Linked DNA regions of Mus musculus: all the other regions are linked to region 1. The links are chromatin loops, found by intact Hi-C in ENCODE. Cell type or tissue: heart. All regions are shown on one strand.

What was found. Peaks named below come from ENCODE experiments on the same cell type or tissue, not always from the same donor. Only the 100,000 strongest peaks of a DNase experiment are listed, where the experiment ranks them.
Region 2: a loop joins it to region 1, with 9 times the contacts of the local background. A loop is called at or near these places in 3 of 42 quality-filtered maps.
Region 3: it touches region 1 in a loop (2.1-fold over the local background); 3 of 42 quality-filtered maps call a loop at or near these places.

What each region holds. Positions count from the first base shown.
Region 1 is chr11:44,321,631-44,326,630 of GRCm38, reverse strand. No RefSeq gene overlaps it. Among named protein-coding and RNA genes, the nearest start is that of Il12b, 76 kb to the left of the region's middle. In heart, no CTCF peak of the experiment used is centred here; a DNase peak (open chromatin) is centred at 3,090.
Region 2 is chr11:43,927,133-43,932,132 of GRCm38, reverse strand. No RefSeq gene overlaps it. Among named protein-coding and RNA genes, the nearest start is that of Gm12153, 29 kb to the left of the region's middle. In heart, no CTCF peak of the experiment used is centred here; DNase peaks (open chromatin) are centred at 2,772 and 4,492; H3K27me3 peaks cover 191 bases.
Region 3 is chr11:44,114,470-44,119,469 of GRCm38, reverse strand. The region is part of intron 5 of Gm12153 (a long non-coding RNA gene); the gene reads right to left. Among named protein-coding and RNA genes, the nearest start is that of Gm12153, 160 kb to the right of the region's middle. In heart, a CTCF peak has its summit at 2,770; no DNase peak of the experiment used is centred here.

The DNA.
Region 1 (5,000 bases):
CGAGTACCAGTTTTCTTGGATGATAACTCATCTAAATGGCCTGGCTTTGACCTAGTTGTCTCTTTAAATTGTCTGTTTCTAAATACAGCTATGTTCTGAGGTGCCGAAGTTGGGGCATGTGAGAGTTGGAGAGATGCAACTCAGCCTGTAGTGGCTAAGTCAGTGGTAAGGGTAGCCCTCATTGAGTCACTAAAGAGTCCCAGGAGAACAGCAGGGTTCCTGGTCCCTTCCACAGAGCTCCTAGGACAGGAAGTAAAAGCTAGGGGTGGCCCGAGAGATGGATTTAGAGGTTGTTGGGTTGAGGCAGATATCAGAAGGTTAAAGCACAAGGTGTTCTGATGATCACCTGCTGGGGCAGGGCAGAAGAGGACCCACGTGAGACTGTGGGTGCTCCATGGAAAAAGTTCCTGATCTGATGTACGAAGGTAAGTCCATGGTGGGCCTCTATAATGGTTTGATGGGTCTGTGGGACAATATAGCCAGGTCATCCCTGTTGGAAGCAATCTGAGTTAGGGACACGAATGGGAACTTACCTGTTCTGGACGATCTGGGGAGCCTTGGGTTGAGTGAGAAAGGAGACTAGCCACGAGGCTGCATCTTTGCTAGGGAACTTACAGTGCTTCATACTGACACACACTGGGATGTGTGTGTACCAAATGACTAACACCTCCGCTCTCATGGAAGGAAGCTCAGTTGATTATTTAGTCGATGGTCTCCTGTCTGAGGAGCCTCTGGGGTCTGGAAATGGTAACGAACTTTGGGTATCTTGGGTGTTTATTCCCTTCCCAAGATCTGAGGGCGTTTAATCAGTCCTTGGTGCCTGATGAGTCACTGAATGTCCTTCTAGCTGAGTCACCTGAGGCCCCCTTCAGGGAAGGACAGCAGAGCTCTTGGAGGCAGAACCACCACATGCTTGTTTATCTGAGGAGGAGAGAAGAGGGGTGTGATTGTCCCAGCCAGCGAGAGCCCCGCAGTGTTCTGTCGCCGTGTCCTGACACAGGCGTGTATCGCGACATCAATGGACAGAGAGCAGTAACTGGGCTTGAGAGTGTATGATTTGTACTGTTGGTTGTGGTTACAGATTTGTCTTTGAAAACGTCTTTGTTGTGTTGCTTCCGTAAAGACAGCAAGCTGACATTTATAGAATCCTCACTGGCTCCCAGACAATGCACAAAGCACCTTACGTGCGTTGTCTTGATTCATCTCTTCAGGCAAGCACCTGGGTTTCTCCAGAAATATCAAAGCACAGAGAAATAAAGCTTTGCCCAAGGCTGGATGGTTTCTGAGCTGCAAGGCTGAGGCGAAGCCTGACGGGCAGATGTCAGGACTCCCACAGTCCATCACCATGCATGCAGCTGCCTCTGTGGTCACCATCTAGTATGTGGGTGCATGGAGGTGGCTTCATGGTCAAACACTCCTGGGGCTCCTAGATCCTCCAGTCACAGGTGACAAGATGAAAGGGCCTGAATGTTCATCTCTTTTCTCTGTTCTGTAGGATGGGGTTGAGATGCCTTCTAGAACAGAATTCTGGGGTGAGTTTGGTGAGGATGAGGCATATTGTAAGTCACTCAGACCATCCTTGGAATTCTGAGAATGCTTGCTGTAGACAGTCTCTCCCAAAATGAGTGTATTGGTGTTTGTCCCACCCCACATGGTCCCCTTTGTGGTGGTGACACTCCTTCAGTAAGTACTTGATTTAGAGTCCCAACTCGTGAACCTAAGAGCATCTTTGCAACTGCCTCAGCCAACAGAATGTGACAAAGGGGACATGGCATGACCTCTGAGCACAAGTGATTGAGAATCTGGGGACATGTCCTCAGGGAGCCAAGATATAGGATATGAGATGTCTGTTTGCTTCATAACCCTCATGCTCATGAGGAGATCCCACAAAGGGTGACATCCAACGAGAGCCAGCTCTTCTTGTGCTAGGCCTTCCCATCTTCCCTTCCTAGGCAGCAACTGGAGAGTACAGCTTCCTTCCCATCTTGTCTGCCAGCCTCAGACCTAGCCCTAGCCTCAGCTTCAAACCATCCCATATGATTTTGAACAGAGCAAAGATAAGCATGTCCTATCAAGATTTCAGGTCTGCGAACACATAGACCTTTAATCTGGGTTAAGCCTTTACATCTTCAGGTGATTTTTCCTTGAGAATTTTGTATAATATGTTTTGATCACATTTACCCTCTGCTACTCCTTCCAGATCTACACTCCCCTTCCCCACTTGCCCACCTTTGTCTTTTATTTTATTTTATTTTATTTTATTTTATTTTTAACATATCAAATCCAAATGGCATCACTCTTATGCTCTTGGATGTGTGGCTACTGGGGTTGACTGACCTATAAGGCTATAACCTTAAAGAAAACTGATGCTCCGCCTCCTAGCAGGTATTGATTACCCAGAGTCTCTCAGCTAGGGGTTGAGTTTCATTCCCATTTCCTATCTTCATGCTGGAATTTTATCTGGCTTGAGCTAGCATAGGTTTTGTGCATACTGTCACAACAGCTGTGTTGTGCATATGTGCGACCACCCTATTGTGTTGAGTGATTTTTAATGCAGCATTGGGACACACTAAAAAAAAAGGATTCAGGTTTACATGGTACTATGTAGGGGAATAAACAAAAGTATACTCTCCTTATATTCAAAGCCTTTTCTTCAACCTGTTGGCAGTGTAGTCCTTGGCAAGGATCTCAATCCCTCAGTTGTCTCATCTGTATGATATGGACTGACTGTGGTTATAGCTTCAGAAGGTTATGGCGACAGTAAAATAGAAGTCCATTACTAATGCGTGGCAAGGACCTAATGTCTGCCTATGTTGGGGTTTCAATTCAAACAAACAGTCTGACCCCAGACTACAATCCATTAAACCATAGCCCATGATATTCTCTCCAATTTCTGAAACCTATACCAGACAGGAACACCCGAGTATACCCCAGTGCTCATGGTAGGACATGATTTCTGGTCCTCCCTGGTCCCTGTCTATTCTGTGGTCCTTGGTGGGTGTTGCTCAGTGCTGCAGGCTGTATCCTCACTTCTCTTTTATGAGCACAAGATTACGTTGGCTTTTCTGGCAGTCACCTCATGGTGTTGACTCATCCTGAGTTGGCAGTGAAAACCCTGGAGTGTTCTTTACCACATGTGCTAGCATCCAGCTGCATTCCTTCTCAGCTAGGATTGGCACAGGGGGAGACTTTGGAAGCCAGTCTGCAAAGCTGCCTGTCTTGTTCCCTTTGGATCACTGTTATACCTGCCTGGTAAAGAGTCAAGCTGATCAGCTGGGTCCTCAGAGACATCCTGGATCCTTGTAATAAGTCTTCCCCCCACCCCCCTTAGGTCAGCCTGACTGGTATTGATCGCAATAAAAGAGTACAGAAAGACTAACCTCTGGTCTGCTTGTCCAGGAGGAAAGATGGGGTAAGGATGTCAGGGGACAAGACTGAGAAAGCCATTGTGATAGTTTTTATATGCTTGGTCCAGGGAGTGGCACTATTTGGAGGCGTGGCCTTATTGGAGTAGGTGTGTCATTCTGGGTGTGGGCTTTAATACCCTTGTCCTTGCTGCCTGGAAGCTTGTCTTCTGCTAGCAGCCTTCAGATGAAGATGTAGAAATCTCAGTTCTTCCTGTACCATGCCTGCCTGGGTGCTGCCATGTTCCCACCTTAGTGGTAATGGACTAAACCTCTGAACCTGTAAGCCAGCCCCAATGAAATGTTGTCATTTATATGTCTTGCTTTGGTCATGGTGTTTGTTCACAGCAGTAAAACCCTAAGACAACCATCATGGGGGACTTATGCCATGTGTCCACACTTTCTTAGCTTGTGGCAGTGTCGTCATTGGTCATGAACTTTCTGCTGAGTTTGTATATGGCCTTGTGATGATCAGTTTTGATTGCCAACCTGATGCAACTTAGAATCATCTGGGAAGAGAGTCTCAATGAGGCATTGTCTAGATCAGATTGACCTGTGGCAGTGTCTGTGTGTGTGTGTGTGTGTGTGTGTGTCTGTGTGTGTGTGTGTGTCTGTGTGTGTGTGTTGATGCTTTAATCAATGTGGGAAGATCCAGGCGAAAAGTGGGTGGTACCACTTTTTTTCCTTAGTTTTTGGCCCTGACTACATAGGAGTAGAGGAAGTGCATTACATCACAGGCATTTCTATCTCTTTACTCCAGGGTGCTTCAGGTCCTTACTTTAACTTTCTTGCAACAATGAACTAGAACCTGGAATTATGAGTGAAAGAAACCCTGCCTCCCACAAGTTGCTTGTGGTCAGGATACTTTAATCACAGCCACAGAAATTAAACTAGAATATGCTTGGACTCGATTGGTAGTCATCTGACTAGGATAGAGGACAGAGCTTCAGACAGGGCCCATGTTCTTAGAAGACTTGTGCTTCCTGAAGAGGTGGTTCAGGTAGCTTCCAGTCTCCCCAGGTTGACTATCACCCAACTCACATTTTTATTTTCAATTTGCCCACAGGGATCAAGTATTTTTTTTTTCTTTGCCTACTTTCTTGCTGAGCTACAACTTCTCTAAGTGATGGCCTTACTTGGTCATACTTGTGTGCCAATACTACATACTGTGCTTGCTCAGGTAGTCACTGGGTAGTCAGTGTGGTTATGGACCTCTGGGTGACTAGTACAGTACTGGGGCTTAACAACATCTCTTCGGCAGTCACTGGTGAGATCCTGACTCTTGTGGAGAGGAGATCACCAGGGGCTCTGCTTAGGCACTGTGAGATGCACAGTCAAATAAACACTGGTATATCCACAGTTCTCTGTAGAACAGTATCAAAGGACTGTGATGATGATGCCGTCAAAGGCTGAGCCGCCTCTGCACGTCCTGCTACCTTGTCCTTGAGTCCTCCAATTATGTCTTATTGATCTGCATCTTTCTCCTATTACTCCCCAGCCTGAGGCTCCTTTTCTATTCTGAGAACGGGAAGCTGTACCCTTAAAGATCCTTATTTATCGATGCCTAAATATTCAAAGCTCAAAGTGAATCAGCAA
Region 2 (5,000 bases), 390 kb after region 1:
TTCTCCTAACCCCATCCCCTTGCACCTGCACACCCCCACATCAGATCACCCCTAAGGCAGTAGGTCTTACCCCTAGGTTATAATTTTTGTGTATAGGACTGGCTGATGTGTGTGTCTTCCCCCACAAGCCAGGCAGGTGCTGTCTGCCCACCATAAGTGTTCTCTACTCACCCTCAGCTGTAGACCCCCAAAGAATGTTCACGAAAGTGAGGGAATCTGAGGAAAACCAAGGAAAAAGAGAACACAGGGAACAGAGAAGAAAACCCTTGTCACCCAACTGTGTCTCACACCAAAACCCAGACGACACATGCAAACTCTGAACCTCAGAATTAAGTTTAATAGTTGTCTCCTTTCTTTAAAACTAACAAACAAGAACTCAATTGATTTCCTACTCTAAGCCTCCATCTGCCAGAGTGAAGGGTTACATGAGACCTGTGAGAACACTCTACCCACTCTGCTTCCCAGTCATGAACTAGATGGGTGGCTCTATCTGTCATGAAACTACTAATTTCTTGACTGCCCCCTTAAGTATGGCATGGCTACACTCTGTGTACCCTGCATAGGGCACAGAACCCTAATCCCAGGAAACACTAAGAGCCTTCACTGTGAGGTCTCTTGATCTCCTTGGAGATCCTCCTCAGAAAGCCACCGAATCTCCATGGCCTTTATGCAATGTCCCTGCACAATATAGGAAGTGGCATGCTTAGAGATGAAGACCTAAGAGTTTGCTACCTACCCAGGCTCACCTTTCCCTTCTATTCCATTCCACAGGAAAACTAGTGGGTGCCTCCACTTCTCTTGGCCCCCAAACACACTATAGTATCTCTTACAAAGATTCCAAAGCCACACAGTGGTGATGCACTTTTTTTTTGTTTTTGGTGATGCACTTTTAATCTGAGCACTTGGAGGCAAAAGCAGACCTAGCTCATCTACAGAGCTAATTCCAGGATACCCAAAGCTTCCCAATGAAAACCTATCTGTAAAAAAACAAAAACAAACAAAACAAAAGATTCCATCGGGAGGCAGAGGCAGGCAGATTTCTGAGTTCGAGGCCAGCCTGGTCTACAAAGTGAGTTCCAGGACAGCCAGAGCTATACAGAGAACCCTGTCTAGAAAAAAAAAAAAAGATTCCAGACCATTTGTAGGGTGAGGAGGCTGCTTCTGCTGACAGGAGTCCTTGAAGTGAAAAGGCCAAGCCACCTCCTTGCCATCCAGACAAGTCATTTACACTTCTTTCCCTGCCTACACCCAAGTCTCAGCCACCTGCCACCTACCAAACGCTTATGAGGTGAGGTGAATGGGTAGGATGAGATCCTAGCTAAGAGAGGAGCCTTTCAAGGGATTAAGAAGCAGTAGGTGGACATCTGAGAGGCCACTGTGAAAGCTGGACTCAGAGACTCTCCTCCCAGTCATGATGTCCCCCCCTCTTATTTGCCTCTCCTGCTTTAAGGCTGACTTTCGTGACCCTGATGGTGTAACTGCTTCTACCTTTACAGGGAATTAAATTCAGACTAACTGGGTGATGATAAATGTCTCCATCCACTTTCCATTCCCATAATGCCAGAAGCTAGGTACTTTACAAAGAAAAAGAGGTGTACTTAGCACGCAATTCTAGAGGATGAGAGCTTACAACTGGATGGCCCATCTCTTCGAGCCCTGAGGAAGGGCTTCTGGCTATGTCCAACACAGCAGATGGGAGGAGAATGTGTGAGAGACCATGAGTATTGAGAGAGGGAGCAAAGCCCTGGAGAAGGGCCAGGCTCTCTAACAGAGCTTCTCTAATAAGACCTGATGCACAACTGTAGGGCAGCATTGATCCATTTGTGGGTTGAGCTCCTCTTAAGGGTTCTATATCCTTGATGGTACCATACTGGGGACTAAGCTTCCAGACCATAAATATGTTGCAGCAAATCCTCTCCTATCCATAGCATTAAAGATGAAGGGTTCAAGGGCAAGATTCCTATAACAGATGGGTGGTGAACCATGAATACAGTTAGCCCTCCTGGGATTGGGCTACTGAAGAGAAAGGTCCTCAGCCCCTCTTCTCATCTAATCAAACCAAAAGGATTTCCTCATCCCTGGAAACAGAAGGGAGTGTCCCTCTCTTATCAGCCCCTCCAAGGTCCACGGAATACCAAGAAAGAGGGAATTGAAAGAATCTAAGAGACAGAGGAAGGAATGTTGTGGAATGCTGCCCTCTGGACAGGATGTGGCCACTGCACATGAAAATACTCAGCTTCTGTAATTATCTGTGTAAGACCCATACATGACTTGTCCCATCAATATTCCTTTATGAAAGAATGAAGACCTCCCAAGGCTCCACCCCTCCGTGGGGTGATACAGGCAGTTAGTGGTTGCTGGAGTGACGAAGAGTTATGCTCTTCGGTGGCGTTAGCCACTAACAAGATAAAGTGCTCCTGTAAATAACCCCTACCTGTGCTCTTGTAAGAAACTGTACAAACGAGCCCCTGCCCACCCAGCTTGTAAGCCACAGCATGCAGATGCCAAGCCAAGAGATGAACATGAGACTCCAGCCTGTCAACAGAAGCATAGTCATAGACTTTCACATCTGAGCTTCTGACCAGAAAGCATTCACCTGAGCTCCGCTGTTATCACCAGCAGCTTCCGGCCCTCCCAGGGAGATCGGCCCATCCCACTCTGGCTGTTGCCCTTGGTTGAACCTCAGGAGACTGGGAGGAGTTATTTTCTTAGCCGATCTGCAACAGCCCTGCTGGCTCCTACCTCAAAGGCAAAGATTCCTCCTCTAGTTTGTTGGCACTGGTTTGTGCCAAGGATCCAGAGAGAGGACAGGCTCTGGCCTCCCATGGGCCTCTGCCAGGCATGTGAGTCAGGACCGGGCTGTAGTCAGAGGAGCCATTGTGACAGAGATGTGGAACTCAGTCCATGGTGTCCTCTCAGGTCAGGTATCTCCTCACCAAGAATCTGCACAGGGCCCTGAGGTGCGATAAGCAGGGAATATGCAGAGACTTCACTTCTTCTTGTCCTACACGGAAATAAGAAAGCCAGGAGACAGAATACCAATGTTTATCTGGACTGTCAACAAAAGGTTATGAGCAAAGGAGTAACTGGGGGAAACACATAGCTTTACAGGGACAAATACTAACAGCATAGCCTTCTGGAACTGTCCTAGATGCTCTAGGGTATAAAAGAGTCATGTTGGAGTCTCCCCATTGTACAGATACTGCCCAGGTGAAAGAGTCAAGCTATACAGTGAGCTGTGTTCATTTTATGCTCACTTACTGGGCACTTACTCCCTGGGAATCATTGTTCTGGGACAACTTACAAACTGCTCCTGCACACACAGGGGCTACCTGCTCAGGAGCTGCGGCAGTATCTTACCAAAAGAAGAGTAGGTCCAAATGAGTGTAAAGGGCTATGGCTTGCAAGGGAAGGAACTTCTAGGAATGGAGATGGAAGATGTCAAGAAGTTTGCTGTGCAAACTCAGAGAGCACTGTGGGTAGAACAATCGGTGCTGCCAGGAAGGAGAGATGGGTGCCTCCCATTCCAGTCCCACTTCCTTTTCTTTCTTTCTTTCTTTCTTTCTTTCTTTCTTTCTTTCTTTCTTCCTTTCTTTCTTTCTTTCTTTCTTCCTTTCCTTCCTTCCTTCCTTCCTTCCTTCCTTCCTTCCTTCCTTCCTTCCTTCCTTTCTTTCTTTTTTGATTATTTTTTATTAGATATTTTCTTTATATACATTTCAAGTGCTATCCCAAAAGTTCTCTATACCTTCCCCCTGCCCTGCTCCCCTACCTTTAAGCACCTTCCTCACTTGAAGCAAAAATTTTGCCATCTGTAATACAACTAAGATGCTAGCAGTGTAGGTCTCAGGAGGAGCAGGGAATGGAAATGATAAGGGAACAGAAGCCTAATGTGTGGCACCATGCTCACATGAGCTGAACAAAAACCTGTATCCACACCACTTTTAGGGAATGAAGTCGTGGGACACAGGGGCAAACCATTACCAGGTACCCAAGAAGAAAAAGAATCTACAGCTTTTTACTGTCTGGCTGTGAAGCAAGGTGGACCGAGAGGCAAGCCCAGAATTGGAACTTGACTCTGCCTGGCATCCAGTACCTGTACACTTAAACTCACTCCCAGCTCTGCCTCAGTCTTCACAACCACAGAATGGACCAAATGTTGGAGCTGGGCATGCCTCAGATGTGACATGCAACAAGAGCAAAGGAAATGTGACAGAAATAGTGTCACACAGAGGCCCACAGATTATTTCTTGTACTCTTGTGATTTGAACTAAGCATTGGACTGAATCCCCAATAAAGAGGAGGAAACCTAGGTCATATCTATTCTTCAGGTGGCCTTCCAAAGTTCTAACCTGACTCTAAACCTGACTGTGCCCCCATACCTCTTGGGGACATCGTTAAATGCAGTCTGGCTCAGGAGGACTGGAGTGTGCCCAAAGGAGAGTGCTACTGGGTCACAGAACACCCTCTGTGTGGCCAGGCTCTCCGAAGGCCACAAAAGCCAAGTGGTTACATAACCCAGAGCAGGCTGGTAGAGAGAAGCTCACAGGGAGAGGTGGGCCCTGCAAGTGGGTTCAGGATACACAGCTGTGGGCCTAATGATAAGCCTTGTGGGTGTCGGGTGTTGTCTAAATCCTATCATACTTATATTTCCCGAAATGTTCCTAAATGATGGATGTATTTTTGTCTTGGTTTCACAGATTACCAAAAAAAAAAAAAAAAAAAAAAAGCTACGGTCCAAAGAGATTGCATCACTTGCCCAGTGTTACACACCGTGCTATCCACAAGCCTCCAGTGTCAGAGCTGAACCCAGGGCAGATGACAGTGATACATGGTGCATTCCTGGACCAGCTGCCCCTCTAATCCCACAGCAGAGGGACACCCCCTGACACAGCACACTCTGAAGCTTGCTGAGAGCTGAGTCATTTAATGGCAGTGGCTTTAGGAGCCAGTCTCCAGCCTCACTGGCTCCTGCCGCACACAATATTTCTCTCCTTTCCGCA
Region 3 (5,000 bases), 210 kb after region 1:
CTGTTTAGCTCTATATCCCATTTTTGAATTGGATATTTGGGTTGTTGGTGCCTAACTTCTTGAGTTCTTTATATATTTTGAATATTAACCCTATGTCTGATAAAGGGTTGTTGAAGATCTTTTCCTAATCTGTAGGCTGTGATTTTGTTCTATTGACAGTGTCAGTGACAGTGACAGTCAAAGGACTTACAGAAGCTTTTGATTTTCATGGAGCCCTATTTACTAATTGTTGATCTTAGTACCTGAGCCATTGGTGTTCTGTTCAGGAACTTGTCTCCTGTACCAAGCACCAATGGGCTCAAGGGTATTTCCCACTTTCTATTCTATTAGATTTAGTGTATCTGGTTTTAAACTGAGGTATTTGATCCACCTAGTTTTGGGTTTTGTGCAGAATGATAAATATGGATTTATTTGCATTTGGGGGCTTGCAAACATCCAGTTAGGCCAACACCGTTTGTTGAGATGCTCTGCCTTTTCCATTGCTTTTGGTTTCTTTGTCAAAAACTAAGTGTCCATAGGTGTGGAGTTTATTTCTAGGTCTTTGATTCTATTCCATTGATCAACCCATCAGTTTCTATACCACTATCATATAGTCTTTATAACGATTGCTCAGTAGCTTAAAGTCAGGGATGGTGATACTTTCAGAAATTATGTTATTGTACAGGATTGTTTTAGCTACCCTGGATGTTTTAGTTTTCCTTATGAAGTTGAGAATTATTTTTTTCAAGGTTTGTAAAGAATTACGTTGGATCTGTAGATGGCTTTTGGTAAGATGGCCATTTTCTCTATATTAATCCTACTGATCCAGTAGCATGAGAGATCTTTCCATTTTCTGAAGAATTTTCTTCAAATTCTTTCTTCAGATACTTGAAGTTTTTATCATACAGGTCTTTTAGTTGCTTGGTGAAAGAAAGTTACACCAAGATATTTTAAATTATTTGTGGCTATTATGAAGGGTATTGTCTCCCTAACTTCTTTCTTAACTTATTTATCACTTGTAGAAAAGAGGAATACAAAATTCTTTCAGTTGATTTTTTTATCCAGCCACTTTGCTAAAGGTGTTTATCAGCAGTAGAAGTTCCCTGGTAGAATTTTGCAGTTCACTTATGTATATCATCATATCTTAATCCATGAATAGTAGTGATACATTGACTTCTTTCCAATTTGTATCACCTTGATCTCCTTTAGTTGGCTTATTGCTCTAGCTAGAACTTTAAGAACTATAGTAAAGAGATAGGGAGAGAGTGGTCAGCCCTGTATTGTCCCTCATTTTAATGGGATTCTTTAACTTTCTCTCCATTTAACTTGATGTTGGCTAATGGCTTGCTGTATGTTATCTTTATTGGGTTTAGGTATGTTCCTTGTATCACCGATCTCTAGAAGACTTTTTAACATGAAGAGGTGTTAGTTTTTGTCAAAGGCTTTTTCAACATCTAACGAGATGACCATACTTTTGTTTCTTTCAGTTTATTTATATGGTGAGTTACATTGATGGATTTTCATATATTGAACCACCCCTGCATCCCTGGGATGGAGCCTTCTTGATTATGGTAGACGATGTCTTTGATGAGTTCTTGAATTTGGTTTGCAAGTATTTTTTGAGTATTTTTGCATTAATGTTCATAAGGGAAATTATTCTGAGATGCTCTTTCTTTGTTGAGTGTTTGTGTGGTATCAGTGGAAGTGTGGGCTCAGAATAAATTTGGCAGTTTTTCTTCTATTTCTACTTTATGGAATAGTTTGGAGAGTATTGGTGTTAGGTCTTCTTTGAAAGTCTTGTAGAATTCTGCACTAAAACTATCTGGACCTGGGTTTTGTTTTTGTTTTTTTGTTTTTTTTGTTTTGTTTTGTTTTGTTTTGGTTGGGAGACTTTTAATGACTGGTTCTATTTCCTTAAGGGATGATAGGACTATTTAGGTACCTTACCTGATCTTGACCTTAACTTTTGTAAATGGAATCTGTCTAGAAGTGTAGATATGTGGGCTGGCCTCTAGAAAATGTAAGACATCTGCCCAGGCCCTTCTGGCTTTTCAAGTCTTGGTTTAGAAGTCTGGAATAATTCTAATAGGTCTGCATTTATGTTACTTGATCTTTATCCCTGTGGTTTTTAATATCCTTTGTGTATATTTAGTATTTTGATTACTATGTGGCAGGGAACTTTTCTTTTTTGGTATACTCTACTTTGTGTTCTGTAAGCTTCTTGTATGTATTATGCATCTCTTTCTTTAGGTTAGGAAATTTCTTCCATGATTTTGTTGTAGATAAGTTTTGGATCTTTGACTGTAAGTAGCTAGGGAACTCATAGCTGGGGAATAGAGTAGTGTAGCAGTCTATCTACCCAACCTAGGTGTGCAGTTTATAAATATGGTAACTGAATTGTGTGTTTTTTGCATGAACATTTTGGAATTGGAGATTTATGGATACAAATCTGGCTGGGTGTAAATATAAAAATCTCTAGTCTTTTCCTTTCACGGAGCTAAAGGGTACTGAGTGAGACCTGGGAGGTCACTGGCATTCTACAGACCAGCCACATGGGCGTGGATGGCCTGATTGGCTTAGCAAGCCAGCCTCAAAGAACCATGGCCAGACAGCCAGAGAACCATGGCCAGACAGCCGCATGTGGAATTGAACATGCAGCAAGCCAGGAGACCAGGAGACCAGGAGAGAGAGAGAGCTAGCAGGGGGAGCTGTGAGACGGATGCAGCTGCTGGTCCCAGAGCCTAGCTGGACCAAGCACAGGCTTTTTAAAATTACACACAATAGATGGCGCTCAATGCAGGGAACGAACCCATGACCCTGAGCTTAAAAGTCTCCTGTTCTCAGGCCCTTCCACCCTCTCTCATTCTGTCTTGAGGCAGCTACAGAAGTCCCCTATGTTTGTGCTGTATACCTTCCCTACTAAGCAGCAACAAAGATTATGCTGCTTACAACAAACACTAACCTATACTCCATGCCTTCCTAAGACACAGAATAAAAGCTCAACTCCACTAACAACTTACATAGCTTGGTCCCTCTCATCACTGATGTCACCATACACATGCACTACCTGCAGCTATACTGATCTATCTATTGTGCAAACCCGCCATGCTTCTACTAACCAAAGAGGATGTATCCATATATGTTGTATGGTCTTACACACATACACACACACATGAAAGAGAGAGAGAGAGAGAGAGAGAGAGAGAGAGAGAGAGAGAGAGAGAGAGAGAGAGAGAGAATATCTCCATCCTACAAATCTTAGCTTAAATACCATTTATAACCAAAAATTAGACATCATGGTATTCCGAAGCACCATGAATGTCTCCCTTCTAACTTGTCACAGCTGTAACATCATACTGTTTTATAGTCACTTGTTATCTCTCTACTCACTAGATTCTAACCTCCGAAGTCTGACTTTTCTCTTTCACGTACGAGATCTGTGTATTCATAGTCTCTAGCATAGATCTGGCTCTTGAGTATGCAGTGATAGTAAAGTGAGTTAAATTACTTACCTTTATTCAAACTTGTTCCATTTAGATGAACTCTGAACATGTACCCGAGCCATCTGTCTAGGCCTGTCCCTGGCTTGCCTTTGAATCGTTGCTTCTAGCATATTAGGAAGTCTAGCCAAATGCTCTGCAAGCTCCCTCATCATCTTTGCTGGTCTTAGAGCTTATGTGTTACCCTTACTCCTGGGCTCTTTCGACTCCCAAAGTCAAGATTTACCCTAAATTCAGTCTACTTTATTTTATACAGTATCTAAAGGATTTGTTCCATGTCTATACATAGCCACAAAAGCCTACTATAAACATTTCCGCCCATTTGATCTTTTCCTACCTATTCCATATGCACCACAGTAGGTGTGAGCACTGGGAGGATCATTTGTGAGCAAGCTACTGCTATTACAACACCTCACCTCCAACCACATCTTTAGAGATCATCTAAGGTCATTATTTTCTATTATAACACTATTATCACACTTATAAAATTCACCATTATCATAATACATTTAAGAGGCCAAATTCATATTTCTCCAGCCTCCCAGTAATGAAATGTACAGTTTTCCCTTTTCTTTCCTCCTTTTCTCCCTGATATCAGCTCTTTCCTGTCTACTCCATCCTAGTCTCAACCTTGTTGGCCTTCTCTAAATCTTCATTCTACACAGAATTTGGAAAGGACAGAGGTTCCAATATTACAAACTACATCAAAACCTGTTTCGTCGTCATCCCTAGTACACCCCTTCCCTACTAAAGATGACTTTGTGACTGTGTGGCCACATTCTCCTGACAATGACGCAAGCAGTTACAGGCCATGGGTGAAGAGAAGTAGGAAATTTTCATTGTTGCCTTTCTTTTACCAGCTCAGTATAAACAATGAAGGAAGGCAAGCCTACAGGAACAAGTCAAGCCATCAGAGAGAAGTTCTAAGTCATATCCCTGAACTGACAAGTCTTAGGCTAAACAGGACTTATGGGATGGCAAAATACACACTTCTATCATGCCTGAGCCTTTATGCAATTGGAATATATTCTGTATTCGTTACTTTTCTTATGTGACTGTAACAAAATACCGGCCTAAAGTAACTGAAGGATGGAAGGGTTTATTTTGAATCAGTGTTTAAGAAGGGAAGGCATGGCAGCTTGAACTTGAAGGGAGTGACCACAGCATATTTGCAGACAGGAAACAGGGAGAGGACAGGAAATGGGACCAGTCTTTAAATTCTAAGGCCAGTCTTCCCCGAAATACTTCACCCAGGCATGTTCAAATTCTTAAAACATTTACAACCTTTCCAAAACAGCACCACCAACTGGGAAATTAGTTATCAAAGACATGAGCCTATAGGATAGGAGAGGTTTCACACTCAAACCACAGTAAATTGCTGTAGCATCTAATGCCATACCATGAGGGCCAAACTGCATCTGTGGGAAAGGGCTTCCTTTTGGAACCTTTTTCTTCTGAAGACAGAGTGCATCCGAATTTATGGACACCACTAACTGGGGATCAGTGGTCCTGGGGTTTAGC